Linked DNA regions of Homo sapiens: region 2 is linked to region 1. Evidence: chromatin loops called from intact Hi-C (ENCODE). Cell type or tissue: endothelial cell of umbilical vein. All regions are shown on one strand. Region 1 overlaps RECK (reversion inducing cysteine rich protein with kazal motifs). Region 2 overlaps RECK (reversion inducing cysteine rich protein with kazal motifs).

Region 1 (2,500 bases):
GAAATGACTTGCTCAATGGTTTTCTCTTTGGAGGATGAGAAGGGACCCTATCCTGCAGTATCAGCATCGTGTGTCATGGCACCTGATAATGGCTCCGTTTTTATTTAAGTTGCTTTGTAATAGTACAAAAGAGGGAAGGATATAACCTTAAGGGCCAGGTTTCAGTAAGTTGACATTTAAGGAATTAGGTAATAGTAAACCTAGAATCCAGAAGAAGAAAGTAATGAATTTTAAGTTAGAAAAAGCAAACGCCTATCTGGAGCAAAGTAATAAGAAGCAGATTCTCTTACCAAAGAAGTATCTTGGCCCACACTGTAGAAAGAGCTAGGATTGGTGATAGACCAGATATGACAGTTTATTCTGGTATGCAGCTGAAAGTTTCTGTCTGGCATCCATAAATTTAAGCAATCTTTCATTAATAATACTTTTCACTGTGTGCCACTTGTAGAAGAAAATGGGAAGAGGTCAAGGAGGTTATTTTTATATATTATAAATGTGGTTTTTAAAAGAACAAAAGAGATATTATGAGGTTTGTTTATCCAAAAAATACTATATGAGTACTTATTATACGTCAGGCACTGTTCTAGGTGCAGAGCTGCTGCTCCAAGGAGCTTACATTCTGAGAGGTGATAGACAATAAATAGATAAATATGTAACAAAATGATTTCTAGGTATGATAAGGATGCCATGAAGGAACTAAACCAAATGGCTAACACAGAGAATTGTGTGAGTAGTTCTTTGTGTAAAAGAACTTCAAAAGAGTTTATAAGAGCTGCCTCTTTGAGAAGGTAAAGTTTAGAACTGAGATCCGAAGGCTGAGAAGGTGGTGGGTAGTCTTATGAAAGACAGGGGTGAGGTCCAGGAAGTGCAGAAGCCTTAAGGCATAAGGAACAAAAGGTTATATGGTTGGAATGTAGTGACCAACAGAGTATGCTAGGGCTAGATGGTGCAGAGCATTGCAAAAAACCACATAAGGATTATGGATTTTATTCTGTGCACAGATAGAAACCAATAGAGTTTTAAGTAAGAGTGGTATGATTTTATTTCTATTTTAGATCAGTATTGCTGCTGAATGAAAAAAATTATTGTAGTGGGGTAAGAGTATAAGCAGGATGACTAGAAGGCCATTGCAGTAGTTCAAGCAGGAGATAAGGGTTGACTCAAGAGTAGAGTGGTGTGGAGATAGGAGAGGGGATATTTAAAATATGTTGCTGATGGATTAGATGTGGGAAGTGAGGGAAGAAGGAATTAAGGATTACTCATAGGTTTTTTTTTTAATCATGAGCAATTTAATAAAAGTTGATGCCATTTACTGAAGTAGGGAAGATGGAGGAAGAGCATTTTGGAGGAGGGTTGTAAGGTAAGGAAAGGAGAGAATAAAAAGTTCTATTTTTGTACATGTTTAGGATGAATATTAGTAATAATTGCACTAGGGCCATTGCTTATTAAGCCAAATTCCATACTTGTGAGTAATCCATTTAGCAAATATTTATTAAACTATTAATACTGACAGACACTGTGATAGGCAGAGGTATAAAGTGGTAAGCAAAAATAGGGGCTTAAGTTTAGTGGGAAATTCAGACAGGAAATTCACCCCAAAATGTATAATACCTACATGGCTAATATTATGTGGTTATATTAGTACATACCTATTTATATCCTAAATCTGAAGAATATATTTGAGGAAAAAGCATATGGTTTCATCAGGTATATAGCACATAGTATGATGGATGCTGTAAAGCACATAGGTAACTTGAACAAGACTATAAGTGGAGTATTAAGAGATGTGTTCTGACCATGAGATAATTGGGAGCTATACTTTTAGATCCTTTGTTTAGAGATGGGAGCCCTGCTGCAGTGGGGAAGGGAATTATCTAAAAATACTGACTGTTGAAGAGGACTTCAGAAGAGTCATTTGCTTTAGTTGTTTCATAATGATCAATGTCTAGGTTACAGCTCTTTTGACTCTAAGGAACAAAACCCAAAATAAGTCAGGATTAGGGGGCTGGTTATATAGCATTTAACAGGAAATCACATGGAAAGCCAAGGGTAGGAAATTCAGCACATCTCTACCTCAGGGACTGCTACAGGAACTAGAAAGTTGACAGGAACCAAGACTGACAGGAAATTAGACTTCCCGTGTGTTCTTTTAGAGACAGTCTTTATCTCACATGGCTTCTCTCTGTGCATCTCTTCCAGTTTCCTCTCTCCCTCAATCAGCTTCCTTTTTTTTTTTTTTTTTGCACATAGTTTCCACACCCTCATAAAATGTCAGCTTCCCAGCCTCAGCTCTTCTTGACCTTATAGCTGCAGAGCCCACCACCAACTGGCTGCCTGCCTCTTACCTGAGTATGATTTAGTCCAATTTATCTTTTGATTTAAAAATCATATGATGTTTTCTAAATTATAGGTGAGTTACCATATGAAATATGGTACTGAAATAGTATTAATATAGTGAGAGAAATTTTTTTGTACTTTTTTCCTGTTAAAAAGACATTGT
Region 2 (2,500 bases), 51 kb after region 1:
ACAAAAAAGAAAGAAAGTTAAGGACTAGAAAAAAGAAAGCTTCCAGATCGAGGTACCTGATGTAACTTGATCACAGCTTCCTTATTCCCATAATGTGTAAGCCTCACTGATAGCAGGGACCTTGTCTGTTTTATTCACCATTGTATTTCCAGTGCTTTCAACAGGCCCTCACACAAAATAGACACTCAATAAACATTGGTGGGGTGAATGAACAAATGTAAAAGTAAAGATATCTTTGTCATAGGGGTAAATATGACAGTCAAAATATAAGGTGAATGAAAATTTTTACTTATAATTTTGTATATTTCAATAATATGAAAATTTTATTGTAAACATGTATTTTATAAATAAAATGAATATCATGTGTGAGAGCACTTTAGAAATGGTATAAATGTTTTAGCTATATACACATACTTAAGTTGCTTTGTAATCATTGAGTACTAAAAATAAGAAGATTGTGTATTACAATAGTACATAGAGGCTTTGGAATATCTTAGGGAATAGAAATGGCTTTAGTATAGTTTTTCAGGGAGAAACTAATGTACCCTAAGTCTATCATGCTTCTTAAAAGAAGTCAGAGGACCATGTCCTAGTTTTACCGTCTGTGACTGAACATAAATATAAGGGAATATATCTTTGCAGAGGCAAAACCATGTACTTTAAGTAAAAGTAAAAAAGAAATCAGAAAGATATAGGGGGAAATAATTGTGCCAGGAACTAAGGATGCACAAATACTGTAATTGAACATTAAATTTGGCACTGAGATTTCTAGCAACCTTGACAAAAAGAGAAAAGGTAGGTGATAAAAGAAGCCTGTTTTCCATGGAAAACAATCAACTTTTTCTGGCTCTAGTTTCTAGGAAATAGTCATTTGGTTTTTTTACTTTTTTTCTCACATACGTTCCAAAGTATATAGTTCATAGAGTTTTAGTTTTATGCAAATCAAATATTTACTTGGTTGGCTCATGTCGGCTTCTGCATTTGTGCTCTTGTTTCAGGGAACTCTGCACTAAACTTTACAGCATGAGCTGGGGCAATACACAGAGTTGGCAAGAGTTTGATCGCTTTTGTGAATATAATCCAGTGGAAGTGTCCATGTTGACCTGTTTAGCGGATGTCCGGGAACCTTGCCAGTTGGGCTGTAGAAACCTTACTTACTGTACTAATTTTAACAACAGGTAAGACAAATTATTATACATGGAATGGAAATATTTTATCATTAATTATAAATAAGTGAAATACCACTTTATTCTGATTTTATTCCTGTTGGGTTAAAAGAAAGTCTTCTTTATGATTTAATCTTTAAATGCAGTATTCCATCTGGTAAGCCACCTCTGGGAAAGGAAACACTATTACAAAGTCCCTTCCAATCTAGAGATACCTCAAGCTTCTGGAATTCAAAGAATCTCTTCTGCCGTCAGTCCCCTCTCCCTTCTACTGTACCACCAGTGGAAGTAATTCATTGTAGAATAAATTATTGTGAACTATTTGGTCATCCAAATGTCCACTTTTAAACAGTTTACTTTAAAGGACCTTGAGACTGGTTGAGGTTTCTTCTCTGTGAGTCCCCTGTTTCATACAAAAATATTTCTTTACAAAAGCAATTCAAATAGATGTTTTCCCAGGGTATCAAGTATCATTAGAAAAATAAGGAGGCAAGAACTGAGCCTTGGAGCATATCAACAGTTAATGGTTGAAGAAACCAAAGAAAACAGAAGAGGGCACCGGAAGCACGAAATGAGAGAACTCCATACAGAAGCAAGAGAGAGAGAGTTACTAAAGAAGAGGTGGCTGATTTATAAGTTACAACCCAGAAATAAAGAGGGCAAAAGGGAAGAGAATCATTCAATTGGGCCAGAAGGAAGTTCTAGATATTTTTGTCAGATGGTGTTTACTTCAAGCTAACACACATCTTATTTTTTTTAAAGTACTCAGAGTATTACTTAAGAGTGAGAAAATTGAGATATCTTTAAAACTGGTGATAGAGTATTAGCCAGTAAAGACCTGATTTAGAGATTGAGTACATCTGAAATGTTTGAAAGTTAGACTTTGGCACATAGTTCTGGTCTGGCTTCTGGTAATTGTGGAGTAGCTTGTATGAGAATAACAGTCCTACCAATACCAATTATGAACTCCGCACAAAATATAAAAGAACAATTGTTTTGAAGGTATTGGAGACTGATCAAAAGCAGGAGGGTCTACATCTTTTTTTTTTATTATTTTTGAGACAGAATCTCACTCTGTCACCCAGGCTGGAGTATAGTGGCATGATCTCGGCTCACTGCAACCTCCGCCTCCTGGATTCAAGCAATTAATTCTCCTGCCTCAGCCTCCCAAGTAGCTGGGATTACAGGCGCCTGCCACCACACCCAGCTAATTTTTTTTTTTTTTTTTTTTTGTATTTTTAGTAGAGACGGGGCTTCACCATCTTGGCCAGGCTGGTTTCGAACCCCTGATCTCAAGTGATCTGCCTGCCTCAGCCTCCCAAAGTGCTAGGATT

What was found. A loop is a pair of places that touch in the nucleus more often than their neighbours do. Peaks named below come from ENCODE experiments on the same cell type or tissue, not always from the same donor. Only the 100,000 strongest peaks of a DNase experiment are listed, where the experiment ranks them.
Region 2: a loop joins it to region 1, with 4 times the contacts of the local background. A loop is called at or near these places in 11 of 110 quality-filtered maps.

What each region holds. Positions count from the first base shown.
Region 1 is chr9:36,039,547-36,042,046 of GRCh38, forward strand. The region is part of intron 1 of RECK (reversion inducing cysteine rich protein with kazal motifs); the gene reads left to right. Among named protein-coding and RNA genes, the nearest start is that of RECK, 3.9 kb to the left of the region's middle. In endothelial cell of umbilical vein, no CTCF peak of the experiment used is centred here; no DNase peak of the experiment used is centred here; H3K27ac peaks cover 451 bases.
Region 2 is chr9:36,090,166-36,092,665 of GRCh38, forward strand. It overlaps RECK (reversion inducing cysteine rich protein with kazal motifs), which reads left to right. Exons shown (of 21, transcript NM_021111.3): 10 at 999-1,178. Among named protein-coding and RNA genes, the nearest start is that of GLIPR2, 45 kb to the right of the region's middle. In endothelial cell of umbilical vein, no CTCF peak of the experiment used is centred here; a DNase peak (open chromatin) is centred at 1,226; H3K27ac peaks cover 2,143 bases.